Linked DNA regions of Homo sapiens: region 2 is linked to region 1. A link is an interaction called in ENCODE POLR2A ChIA-PET data of the cell type or tissue named here. Cell type or tissue: K562. All regions are shown on one strand. Each heading gives the region's core, and the rest is flanking DNA. Links, peaks and the distances in the headings are about the cores only.

The links. ChIA-PET counts read pairs that join two places held together with the same protein. Peaks named below come from ENCODE experiments on the same cell type or tissue, not always from the same donor. Only the 100,000 strongest peaks of a DNase experiment are listed, where the experiment ranks them.
Region 2: POLR2A ChIA-PET joins it to region 1 with 7 read pairs; 1 of 35 experiments calls an interaction of 5 or more read pairs at or near these places.

What each region holds. Positions count from the first base shown.
Region 1 is chr1:226,113,174-226,120,301 of GRCh38, reverse strand. No RefSeq gene overlaps it. Among named protein-coding and RNA genes, the nearest start is that of ACBD3-AS1, 31 kb to the left of the region's middle. RefSeq lists an enhancer at 4,418-5,222. In K562, for the core only: no CTCF peak of the experiment used is centred there; a DNase peak (open chromatin) is centred at 3,436.
Region 2 is chr1:225,847,547-225,853,393 of GRCh38, reverse strand. TMEM63A (transmembrane protein 63A) reads left to right here. Exons shown (of 25, transcript NM_014698.3): 20 at 625-730; 21 at 3,315-3,482; 22 at 4,382-4,497; 23 at 4,840-4,902. Among named protein-coding and RNA genes, the nearest start is that of TMEM63A, 32 kb to the left of the region's middle. RefSeq lists enhancers at 1,184-1,233, 2,618-3,164, 4,993-5,042 and a silencer at 1,324-1,373. In K562, for the core only: no CTCF peak of the experiment used is centred there; DNase peaks (open chromatin) are centred at 3,213 and 4,581.

The sequences.
Region 1 (7,128 bases), core at 1,036-6,035:
ACCATTGCTCACTTGCTGCTTTTAAATCTCCTGAACGTTGGCGGGGCACAGTGGCTCACACTTGTAATCCCAGCACTTTGAGAGGCAGAGGTGGGTGGATCATTTGAGGCCAGGAGTTCGAGACCAGCCTGGCCAAGACAGTGAAACCCCGTCTCTACTAAAAATACAAACATTAGCCAGGCGTAGTGATGTACGCCTGTAGTCCCAGCTACTTGGGAGGCTGAGGCAAGAGAATCACTTGAACCAGTGAGCAGAGGTTGCAGTGAGCCAAGGTCGCACCACTGTACTCCAGCCTGGGTGACAGAGTGAGACCCTGTCTCAAAAAAGCAAACAACAAAAAACAAAACAAAACAAACAAAAAGCCCAAAAATCAATCTCCTGAACGTTGTGAATTTTTCATTAAATCCAAAAAGCTGGTGGAACGAGCACAGGCTTTCCACCCTCTCACCTGCAGAAGAGGCGGAAGCCAGTGCTGGTTTGATGGTGCCCTCTTCATTCCCATTGAGGTTGGAAAGCTGCCCCTCCCCAGCAGCCCTGGCCTCCCCTAGGGTGATGCTCAGGCCTGCCCTGGCACACAGTGAGGGTGGAATCCTGAGAAGCCTATGGGGAGGGGAGCCAGACCTGGGGCTTCAGGTGGGAACCACCCAGCTGCCTTCATTACAGCTCTGGGGCTGTCCTTCCCACCACCGCATCCCTGCAGCTTGAGAGGGCTTACAGCCCATTCAAGAGAGACAGGCTTCATCCTCTGTGCACAGGCAGAATGCACCTCGTGCAGTGGATTGCCGCCATCCTTTTCTGTTTATTCTTCATTCATTTGTCCTACCCACAGTTCCTGACACTTGTTTCGAATCAGGCTCTCCAGTAGGGGTGAGGGCGGAAACATAAAGACATATTTTTCTGGGGTTCACGGAGAGTGATTCTTACTTCCTCATATTGGGGGGTTGGGGGGGACACTCTGACTTCACCATTTACTAGCTGTGTGACCTAAGCAAGGCAAGTCACCCAGCCTCTCTGAGACTGTTTCCTTATCTATAAAATGGGACCAAGGGGGACTTGCCCAGAGACCTCCACTGTGAGTCTTGGCTGTAGGTTGTGAAGGGTTCCAGTGGAACGTCCTCTGGCCACAGCAGAAAGATAGCCTGGGGCTCTGGGGACTGTGGAGATAGGCCAGACCCTCCTCCTGGAAGGCCCTTTGTCTCTCTTCCACCTTCCTTCACCCACCTGGGGCTCCTCCCTGTTGTCCAGTGATGTCCAAGGGCCTGCTGCCTGTGGCTTGGCTGATTGAATATTGAGGGTCACTGAGGACTCCTGTCTGGGACAGGGACAGATACACCACAAAGGGAGAAAGAGCTCTCTAAGCCTCTTGAGTCATGAGGCCCCATCCTTGTTCTGGCTCTCCAACTTGCCCTGTGTGACCTCCTCGCAGGGCTTCCCCCATCCTATGAGGGCCTGCTCTGGACATGTCTGGAAGGGGGTGCACACCTCCCTGCAGTCAGGCGTCAGCCCGGGGGAACTGGCTATGCTTCATCCAGACCCTTCCTCTCCTCCCTTAGAAATAGACTCCCAGCTCCAGAAAATGCCCATTCACACCAGGAAGGTCTAAGGATCCTCCCTACCCTGTACCCCACCTCATACCCATCAAAGTAGCCCAGGGTCCCCAGCAGTCAAGGTCCCCAGCCTCAAGAATTTGCTCATTAAGAAAAAGCTGATTCCCCCTCCTTCACCCTTCCCTTCCTCCCTCTTCCCATCTCCTCCCCTCCTCCACACCATGAGCAGCAGGCCAAGGTGGGAGGGGAGACAGACACCACCACCCCCGCCACCCACAGCAATCTTAATTGCCTAGATGAATCTAGACAGAGGCCGCCTGAGGCAGGAGCCTCATGTGGGGATGGCACCATGAGAAAACGAACAGTTCACCGCACCCACATTCATCACCATCATTCTTCATCACCTCTCTGTTAGTGTCAGGGGCTTCTTTAATAAAACTTTTAGCTGACAGCTGCCACTGTCCCTCAAGAAGTGACATGCCTCTGCTGGAACAGATCATCAGGAGAATCCTCCCCCAACTCCCCTTCCCGACCTGGTTCCCCCAAATATCAACAGCCCTTTTGTCATCTGGAATACAATTGCCATTTGCCCCCATCCAAAGGGAAAGAGTGGACCCCACCCCACCTCCTACAGGATAGAGTCCAGCCCTCAGGAGTTGCGTGGTGAGGGCAGTCAGAGAGACCCGCTGTGGAGACTTTGCAATACTTGAGGTCTCTGGTCACCCTGAGGGCTGAGTGAGCAGGCCTTTGGGACTCTGGAGGATGAGGCCCAAGCCAGGACACTCCTTGCTTTGCTCCTAGCCTCTCCCAGGTTCCCACGTCCCTAGACCCACTCTGGTCCTGCCCTCCTCTGGCCTTGGCTGTCACTGTCATCTGCGCCCATCAAGCTAGAGCGCTATAAGGCAGTCTCATCTCCAGGGCTGGGGCTGGAGGTGCTCCTGACAGGCAGCTTCATTATCCCACTGGCAGGGAAATGTTTGCTGCATACCTGGGAGCCTAAACCTTACAGCTGGAACACAGGGCTGCACAGAAGCCAGGTTGCTGGGGGCTGGGGAAGGGAGGGGAGTTGTCCCTCAATACCCTTTGGCCCCTTCAGAATGTTGAGCTACATGAATGTTACCCAACAAGTAAATAAATAAAATATTCATAAAAACTGAGGCATACAGCCGTGTGCAGTGGTATACATCTATAGTCCCAGCTACTCGGGAGGCTGAGGTGGGAGGATCGCCTAAGCCCAGGAGATGGAGGCTGCAGTGCGCTATGATCATACCCATGAATAACCACTGCACACTCCAGCCTGGGCGACATAGAGAGAACCTGTCTCAAACAAACAAACAAACAAAAAAAGTGAGGCATGCAAAGGAAAGAACATCACTCACAACATCCTGAATTGCGGGTGCATGGGGGAAGCTGGGGTGCTCATCCCTCAGAGCACAGTATCTGTCTACCAGCACTCTCCCCTTAGCTCCCAGTTAACACTGGTTGGGGCACTCAGGATATTGTCTAAAAGTTAATCACGGGCCGGGCGTGGTAGCTCATGCCTGTAATCCCAGCCCTTTGGGAAGCCGAGGCAGGTGGAAGGCTTGAGGTCAGGAGTTCAAGACCAGCCTGACCAACATGGTGAAACTTCGTCTCTACTAAAAAACAAAAATTAGTCAGGCGTGGTGGCAGGCACCTGTAATCCAAGCTAGTCGGGAAGCTGAGGCAGGAGAATGGCTTGAAGCCAGCAGATGGAGGTTGTAGTGAGCCAAGATTGCACCACTGCACTCCAGCCTGACTGACTCCATTTCAAAAAAAAAAAAAAGAAAAAAAAAAAAGAGAGAGTTAATCACTTAAGGCTAGCCCGAGTTTCTTGTCATTGAGAACCTTGTCTTTGTTATCTCTTTCCCCAAGGCCCCTGCCTGTGGACCGTTGAATATATTTGTGAAGGGGAAGAGAAGGGAGAAGGCCATGTAGAATTGGCCTGGGAGCAGAAGTCATCTTTCTATGGGAGCAGAAAGACCCCCATTTTCCCTGCAGCACCTCAGCAGGGGAGCATGTGCTTCTGGGCTGTGCCTGAGGTCCTGGCATCCTTTTTGTTTTGAGACGGAGTTTCACTCTTGTCGCCCAGCTGGAGTGCAATGGCACAATCTCAGCTCACCGCATCCTCTGCCTCCTGGGTTCAAGCGATTCTCCTGCCTCAGCCTCCCGAGTAGCTGGGATTACAGGCACCCGCCACCACATCTGGCTAATTTTTGTATTTTTAGTAGAGACGGGGTTTCACCATGTTGGCCAGGCTGGTCTAGAACTGCTGACCTCAGGTGATCCACCTGCCTCAGCATCCCAAAGTTCTGGGATTACGGGCATGAGCCACTGCGCCCGGCCCAGGCATCCTTCTTGACTGTGGCACTAAGGGCCCGAACACGGCTCACCCTGACCCTCCTCTGAGAAGGAGGGATTAGTGGGTAAGCGGCCTCACACCCTCAGTGGTCTGGAAGGCTGCAGGCATGCGAAAGTTTGCATCACACTCAAGAGAGACCAGAGAGGGCCCTAGCTACCCACACATGCGGAGGAGAACATCGTGACTGGCACACTGCAGAGGAGACAGGAAAGGGCCTGGGGGAAAGCAAAAGCAGCATCAGACTTGTAAAGTTGTCTGGACTTTGAATATGTTCCTCACAATCTACACACAGATCCATTAGCAAACAGTGGAAGCTTTACTGGCTCAAATTGTTTCTCACAACCTCTGACCAATCACTGGCTTCCAGGGACAACCCTTAGAAAGTCAGGCTTAACTCTCCCTCTCCCTCCACCTCCCCCTCCCCCTCCCCTCTTTCCACTGTCTCCCTCTGATGCCGAGCCGAAGCTGGACTGTACTGCTGCCATCTCGGCTCACTGCAACCTCCCTGCCTGATTCTCCTGCCTCAGCCTGCCGAGTGCCTCAGGCGCGCACCGCCACGCCTGACTGGTTTTCGTATTTTTTGGGTTTCGCTGTGTTGGCCGGGCTGGTCTCCAGCTCCTAACCGCGAGTGATCCGCCAGCCTCGGCCTCCCGAGGTGCCAGGATTGCAGACGGAGTCTCCTTCACTCAGTGCTCAATGGTGCCCAGGCTGGAGTGCAGTGGCGTGATCTCGGCTCGCTACAACATCTACCTCCCAGCCGCCTGCCTTGGCCTCCCAAAGTGCTGAGATTGCAGCCTCTGCCTGGCCGCCACCCCGTCTGGGAAGTGAGGAGCGTCTCTGCCTGGCCGCCCATCGTCTGGGATGTGAGGAGCCCCTCTGCCTGGCTGCCCAGTCTGGAAAGTGAGGAGCGTCTCTGCCCAGCCGCCATCTCATCTAGGAAGTGAGGAGCGCCTCTTCCCGGCCGCCATCCCATGTAGGAAGTGAGGAGCGTCTCTGCCCGGCCGCCCATTGTCTGAGATGTGGGGAGCGCCTCTGCCCTGTCGCCCCGTCCGGGATGTGAGGAGCGTCTCTGCCCGGCCGCCCCGTCTGAGAAGTGAGGAGACCCTCTGCCTGGCAACCGCCCTGTCTGAGAAGTGAGGAGCCCCTCCGCCCAGCAGCCGCCCCGTCTGAGAAGTGGGGAGCCCCTCCGCCCGGCAGCCACCCCGTCTGGGAAGTGAGGAGCGTCTCCGCCCGGCAGCCACCCCGTCCGGGAGGGAGGTGGGGGGGTCAGCCCCCTGCCTGGCCAGCCGCCCCCTCCGGGAGGTGAGGGGCGCCTCTGCCCGGCCGCCCTACTGGGAAGTGAGGAGCCCCTCTGCCTGGCCGGCCGCCCCGACCGGGAGGGAGGTGGGGGGGGTCAGCCCCCCACCCGGCCAGCCGCCCCGTCCGGGAGGGAGGTGGGGGGGTCAGCCCCCCGCCCGGCCAGCCGCCCCATCCGGGAGGTGAGGGGCGCCTCTGCCCGGCCGCCCCTACTGGGAAGTGAGGAGCCCCTCTGCCCGGCCACCACCCCGTCTGGGAGGTGTACCCAACAGCTCATTGAGAACGGGCCATGATGACAATGGCAGTTTTGTGGAACAGAAAGGGGGCAAAGGTGGGGAAAAGATTGAGAAATCGGATGGTTGCTGTGTCTGTGTAGAAAGAGGTAGACATGGGAGACTTTTCATTTTGTTCTGTACTAAGAAAAATTCTTCTGCCTTGGGATCCTGTTGATCTGTGACCTTACCCCCAACCCTGTGCTCTCTGAAACATGTGCTGTGTCCACTCAGGGTTAAATGGATTAAGGGCGGTGCAAGATGTGCTTTGTTAAACAGATGCTTGAAGGCAGCATGCTCGTTAAGAGTCATCACCACTCCCTAATCTCAAGTACCCAGGGACACAAACACTGCGGAAGGCCGCAGGGTCCTCTGCCTAGGAAAACCAGAGACCTTTGTTCACTTGTTTATCTGCTGACCTTCCCTCCACTATTGTCCTGTGACCCTGCCAAATCCCCCTCTGCGAGAAACACCCAAGAATGATCAATAAAAAAAAAAAAAAAATAAATAAATAAATAAAAAGAAAGTCAGGCTTAAAAATAAAAACAAGCAGGCTGGGCGCAGTGGCTCACACCTGTAATCCCCGCACTTTGGGAGGCTGAGGCAGATGGATCATTTAAGGTCAGGAGTTGGAGAACAACCTGGGCAACACGGCGAAACCCTGTCTCTACTAAAAACACAAAAATTAGTTGGGTATGGTGGTGCACACCTGTAATCCCAGCTACTCGGGAGGCTGAGGTGGGAGAATCGCTTGAGCCCAGTGGGGTGGGGATGGAGGCGGAGTTTGTAGTGAGCCAAGATTGCACCACTGCACTCCAGCCTGGGTGACAGGTGACAGAGTGAGACTCTGTCTTAAAAAATAAAATAAATAAATAAAAACAAGCAGGAAAACTACTGAGCAGATCAGCGCCCGGAATAAAGGTTACTAATATTACAATAATATTTTCATTAGAACGTTCTAATTATAAAAATAAAACTTGTTTTCTTAAAAAAGAAAAGCAGCAGAAATAGCAGCAGCTGCACACTGTGAGGAGAAGGCAGACTCCAAAGAATCAGTCCAAGCCAGCCACTAAATGAACAAACAAGACGGCAACAACAATGCTGGGAAAGGGAACTGGAATCCACAGTTGTTACAATATATTTTATTTATTTACTTATTTATTTTTATGTTATTTTAATTTTTTTTGAGATGGAGTCTCACTCTGTTGCCCAGGCTGGAGTGCAATGGTGCGATCTCGGCTCACTGCAACCTCCACCTCCCGGGTTCAAGGGATTCTCCGGCCTCCACCTCCCGAGTAGCTGGGATTACAGGCATGCACCACCATGCCTGGCTAATTTTTGTAGTTTTGTAGAGATGGGGTTTCACCATGTTGGCTAGGCTGGTCTTGAACTTCTGACCTCAGGTGATCTGCCTGCCTCAGCCTCCCAAAGTGCTGGCATTACAGGCATGAACCACTGTGCCCGGCCTTATTTTATTTATTTATTTACTGAGACATGGTCTTGCTCTATCACCAAGGCTGGAGTGCAGTGGCACAATCTTGGCTCACTGCAACTTCTCGGCCTCTGAGTAGCTGGGACTACAGGCACACCAGCTAATTTTTGTATTTTTTGTAGAGACAGGGTCTCACTGTGT
Region 2 (5,847 bases), core at 222-5,221, 270 kb after region 1:
AAACGGTTTGATCGCACACATACATACATACAACTCAAACCAACAGACTCTTTTTCTGTAGGCACCCATTTGCATAAATTCTTAGCCAAACCCCAGATGTCAAAGGCATTTTCGGCTTGTGGCATTTATTCCAGGATTCCCTGAACTGGAGGGTGTGGCTTTCTCTTTTATTCTCCTCTGCCATGGTGGGCACTGTGCGAGGAAAGTGGGAGAAGTGCTGCATTCCTTCATTTCATTCTCAGCCCCCTTATGAGCTGGGCACTGCTAGTATCCCGATTTCACAGAGGCATGAACTAAGCTGGCCCAGGATCCCCTGCTAGAAGGGCTGGAGTCACTCTACACCTCTTCCCTGACCACCTCTTCCCTCCAGGGGCTCACATGCCTGTTGGGTGGAACGAAGGGAGCACTAGCAAACACGCATCACCATGCCTCGGGAGGGCTGGGTGCACTGAGTGAAGCAGGGCAGGCTGGGAGGGATGGGAAGGACCTTGGGAGGCGGGGAGCCACGCATCTCCTATTTCCAAAGTCCTCCTCCACCCTGCTCTCCCATCACCACTTAGAGAGCACAAAAGGGTGTTTGAGGTGGAACAAGTCCATGAGCTCCTCACCACCTCCTCCTCCCAGAACCAGGCCTTCCAGTACGAGTTTGGAGCCATGTATGCATGGATGCTGTGTGTCTTCACTGTCATCGTGGCCTACAGCATCACTTGTCCCATCATCGCGCCATTTGGTGAGTGGCCCTGGAGCCTGTCCCAGGGTACATGGGTACATGGACGGCTGATTGCACCAAACCTCTCGGGGACAGCTATCACCAGGGCACAATGGAGTTCCCAAAACCACAGCCACAAGAGCCACAAGCTGCTAAAGACTCACGTGACACCAGATTTCACTCATTTCTTTCTTTTTTTGTTTTGAGACAGGGTCTCATGCTGATGCCCAGGCTGGAGTGGCATGATCTTGGCTTACTGCAACCCCCACCTCCTGGGCTCAAGCCATCCTCCCATCTCAGCCTCCTGAGTAGCTGGGATTACAGGTGCCCGCCACCATGCCTGCCTAACTTTTTGTATTTTTAGTAGAGATGGGGTTTCACCATGTTGGCCAGCCTGGTCTTGAACTCCTGACCTCAGGTGATCCACCCGCCTCAGCCTCCCAAAGTGCTGGGATTATAGGCATGAGCCACAGCACCCGGCCTCATTCATTTTTAAATGAATTCCTCCCACTGGCCCTCAGCTAGGACCTCTCTTAGTATTTCTGGTCTGAGGTTCTCTGCCCACTGACTATGTCGTTCATGGTTGATTTCTTTAGCAGCAAGTAAGACAGTGCCAGAGTCACAATCAAAGCTCTCGTGCTGCTTTCACTCTGGCAGATGCCTGCCTCCACGTGGATTACCACATTTCTCACCTCATCCTACAAGGCAGTTCCTGTTTCTATTCCCCCTTCACACAAAATAACTTCGTATGTTGTTAGTAAGCAGGAGAACCAGCCTTTGAACTCAGGACTGTTTAAAGACCAAGGTCCTGGCCACTGAAATAAAACATCTGCAACTGGCAGATTAATGAAAGGCTCTAGAAGGAAACAAAAAACCCAAGAGACTGCTGGCAGTGATAGCTGAGTTTTAGGGGGAAAAGTTGTTTTAGTTTTCCCTGTATACTTTCTTGTGTAGTTTTAAAAATCTACAGTATTTACACTTTCAAAACAAAATTTATTTTTTAAAAAAGAACCTGGGGCTGGGCACGATGGCTTATGCCTGTAATCCCAGCACTTTGGGAGGCCTAGGCAGTGCATCACCTGAGGTCAAAAGTTCAAGAACAACCTGGCCAATATGATGAAACCCTGTCCCTACTAAAAATACAAAAATTAACTGGGCATGGTGGCAGGCGCCTGTAATCCCAGCTACTCGGGAGGCTGAGGTAGGAGAATCACTTGAACTCAGGAGGCAGAGGTTGCAGTGAGCCAAGATTGCACCAGTGCACTCCAGCCTGACCAATGAGCGAGACTCCATCTCAAAAAAAATAAAAAATAAAAAAACAAAAGAACCTGGCATAATAGAAAAGGCAGCACCCACTTTCTGTTGGTCCCCTGTGTGCTCCTGTGCCACCCCTGGGGTAAGACCCTTGGGCCTCATTCTCTGTTGACTGTGATGAGGGCAGGGATCAGCCGGGTGGGAGAAGGCCAGGGGTGTGGGAGCACTGACATACAGGGGCTCAGCATGGGAAGGGCTGGGGAGGAATTGAGGCCAGGCATCCAACTGTGAAACAGCCTCTTTCCAAGATGATTCTGGAATGTTAGTGTTCTGTGGGGACAGGATCACAGACACTGTGACTCCCTTGGTGCAGGGTCTGTCCCACAGACCCTGACCCAGCGACGGATGAAAGACATACACTGCCGGGTGCGGTGGCTCTCGCCTGTAATCCCAGCACTTTGGGAGGCAAAGGTGGGCGGATCACGAGGTCAGGAGATCGAGACCATCCTGGTTAACATGGTGAAACCCTATCTCTACTAAAAATATAAAAAATTAGCCGGGCATGGTGTCAGGCGCCCGTAGTCCCAGCTACTTGAGAGGCTGAGGCAGAAGAATGGCATGAACCCAGGAGGCGGAGCTTGCAGTGAGCCGAGATCGCACCACTGCACTCCAGCCTGGGCAACAGAGACTCTGTCTCAAAAAAACAGACAGACAGACATACACTGACAGATATTTTGCCTGTCAGTGCGGCTAAGGGGCTCTGCAGCCTGAGTCTGCAGTGTAGTCCTCAATGCCAGGCGAAGTTCGCATTTATTTAGTACAGACTAAATGACAAAGGTCTCGAGTAAACACCACTAGAGGGTAATTAACATTGCCGACCCCCTGAATAGCGAGCAATCATGCACCAGTGGATGATCAAAGGTTGGTCTTAGGACCACATGAGTAAACAAGCTATTTAGGTAAACTCCCCCACATTCCTATGTATCTGCACCCTAAGCTTTTAAGAGAATTCAGCTGCCTTCAGCCAAACCCTTTACTGAAGCTATGCAAACCTCTCGGCTTTCCAAGAAGGTTTGTGTCTATTTCCTATAACTTTATCTTAAATTTTCTCCCACCACCCTGACCGATCCCCTACACCTTGGGGTCACAGATAAGTGAGGAAGTGGGTAGGAGAGAGAAAGTGAAAAAAAACTAGTAGCCAGAGGTGCAGGATGCCTCATTTTGTGTTCAGGCAGTAGAGCAGCAGCCCCAGCCCTGGCTCCTTGCCAAAATAGCCGCCCCGGAGAGGAAGAGGACAGAGGTGTCTGTGTGGCCCTGCGAGGTCTCCAGCTCACAGCCCCATCCCCTGCAGGCCTCATCTACATCCTGCTCAAGCACATGGTGGACCGGCACAACCTCTACTTCGTCTACCTCCCAGCCAAGCTGGAGAAGGGGATCCACTTTGCCGCTGTGAACCAGGCCTTGGCAGCCCCCATCCTGTGCCTCTTCTGGCTCTACTTCTTTTCCTTCCTGCGCCTGGGTGAGCAGCCCTTCTGACCTGGGGCCAGCCCTTGGCCTCCCAGCCCTGCATCCCCACCAGCCAGTCAGATCCCTCATTGCTTTCACAGCATCAGCATGGCATCCAGTCAGAATGTGGTGCCCAGAGTGAGGGCTGGTTAGGTGTCCCATCAGAACGTGGTACCCAGAATGAGGGTTGGTTACATGTCTAGTCAGAATGTGGTGCCCAGAGTGAGGACTGGTTAGGTGTCCAATCAAAACATGATACCCAGGGTGAGGGGCTGGTTGGGTGTGGTGTTGACAGCCTGGCTCCTAAGCTAGCCCGAGTGCAGGTGTAACCCTTGTGAAGGCCTGGTCAATTGTCCCATACATCCCTGGAGAGAAGATAGTGCCTTTATCAGCTGTGCAGGGACTGAACCAGAGGAAATGGGGAAGCTGATCCAGATTTGCCCTTTGAGGCTGGTGGTTGGGCCCAGCTCCTTGTACCTCCTGGCATGGAAGAGGTGGGGACGTGGAGGAGAGAAAACTGACACTCCTGGGGGAAAGACACGTCTGCCCCGGTCAGACTGGGGGTGTGGGAGGGTCCATCCTCTCTAGCCCAGGGCACTGGAGACTGGAGGGAACGGACCAGCAAGGAGGCTGAAGAATTGCCATTGACTTGGCACCCCAGTGCCTGAAATCTGACCAGGGATGATGCCAGTCATTCAGTGGGTCCCTCTGTGTGTTCCTGGCTGTGAAGACACCATCCTTGCTGCTGGAGTTGAGGGGTGGGGGTGGGGGGTTAGGCCTTACCTTTATTTTCTGCCTGAGGGAGAAGTCACGGGCAGTTTCCACACCAGGTGCGGCCCCTTCCTCAGCAGGGTGAGGGTAGGTGGTGGCCCCTCCCTGCCCACCCCAAGGCTAGCCACCCTCTATCACCAGGTATGAAGGCCCCCGCCACTCTGTTCACCTTCCTGGTGCTGCTGCTCACCATCCTGGTCTGCCTGGCTCACACCTGCTTTGGATGCTTCAAGCACCTCAGCCCTCTGAACTACAAAGTAAAGGCCCCCGACCCCACTGCCCGGTCAAGCCCTGGGAGGAACAGATGGTGGGACGGGCTCGCTGTCAACCCCGCCCACCCTTGTCTGTATCAACACAGCAGCAGCCTTCTCCAGATTCTGCTTCTCCATGGGAAAGGCGTGGGTGGTTGGGTGCCATGTGTAGCTTCCCTTCCTCCCCTCATCCCTGCACTCCCCCACCCCATCCTCTCTCGGGCTGCTGGGGAGCTTGGTGCCAGCTGGTACTATTATTCCGGGTGTTAATAGTCTGTGTGTTTGGAGGGTGTTTGTTCACAGAGATCAGTTTTGTTTATCATCGCAAGTTTTTGCTGTTATCTGCAGACAGAAGAGCCTGCAAGTGACAAAGGAAGTGAGGCAGAGGCCCACATGCCCCCACCGTTCACAGTAAGCTGTGCCCCTCAGCCTCTGAGCTTGTCGCCCTTTTTTTTGCTTTGGTTGTAACAGTCCCAACCAGATGGGCCCCGGCAAATCTTTGATCATCTCTTGCTAAGATCACATGGCAGGCAAGTTTGTGAATTAATGGCAGAGAAGGAATCCTGGTCCCCCTGGGTATTTTAACCTGCATATTTGAAACTGTTGAGGAGATAGAGTCTTGTCTCGATTCATGGCCATCCCCCTTGGTTTCAGTTCCCTGCTCTCTTTCCTTCTCTGCATATTTAATGCCTGGTGAGTTTGGGGCTTTAGTGAAGGCACATGGTAAGGCGCTAGGGTTTGACAAAGGTTTGTCATCAGCGATGCACCTGCCTGTGCGAGGTCCTCCACTAGGCTCCAAGAGGGTGTCAGGCAGACTTCCCTTTGAATTCAAGAAATGAACATTGCACCTGCTTCAGAGGAAGACCCCATGGTAGAGAGACACAGGGCTCCTTGCCTTCCTAGTTCTCTCTGCACACAGCCTCCAGGGTCCTGCTCCTAGGGTGGGGCTGGGAAGGGAAAGCAGAGCCCCAGGGTTCCAGAGCTGTAGTCACCAGCCTTCCTGACAGCCGTGGCCAGGACAGAGCCGACCTCATCTGCAGGGTTCTTTCTGGTGGCTGCCTCCCAGGTGTCAGGCTCTCTTATCGGTGTCTGTCCTTGGACAAGTTCCAAACAAGGGAGGGCCTCAGAAGGACTCATTACCCAGCGACACACCTGTGGCTATGCTGGCCAAGCAGGGAACATGCAGGACAGGTGGATGATGTCAAGCCCTCACAGCCAGGGTCTCAGGAGGAGTATGGCAGGGCTCTGTGCCTGGGGTCAGTGGCTGGAGCCTGGGATTGGGAGGAAATGAGACTCAAAATGAGACTCACACAGATATGTTGAGCATCCCAGGGGTCCCAGGGCAGCGTTCTAAGC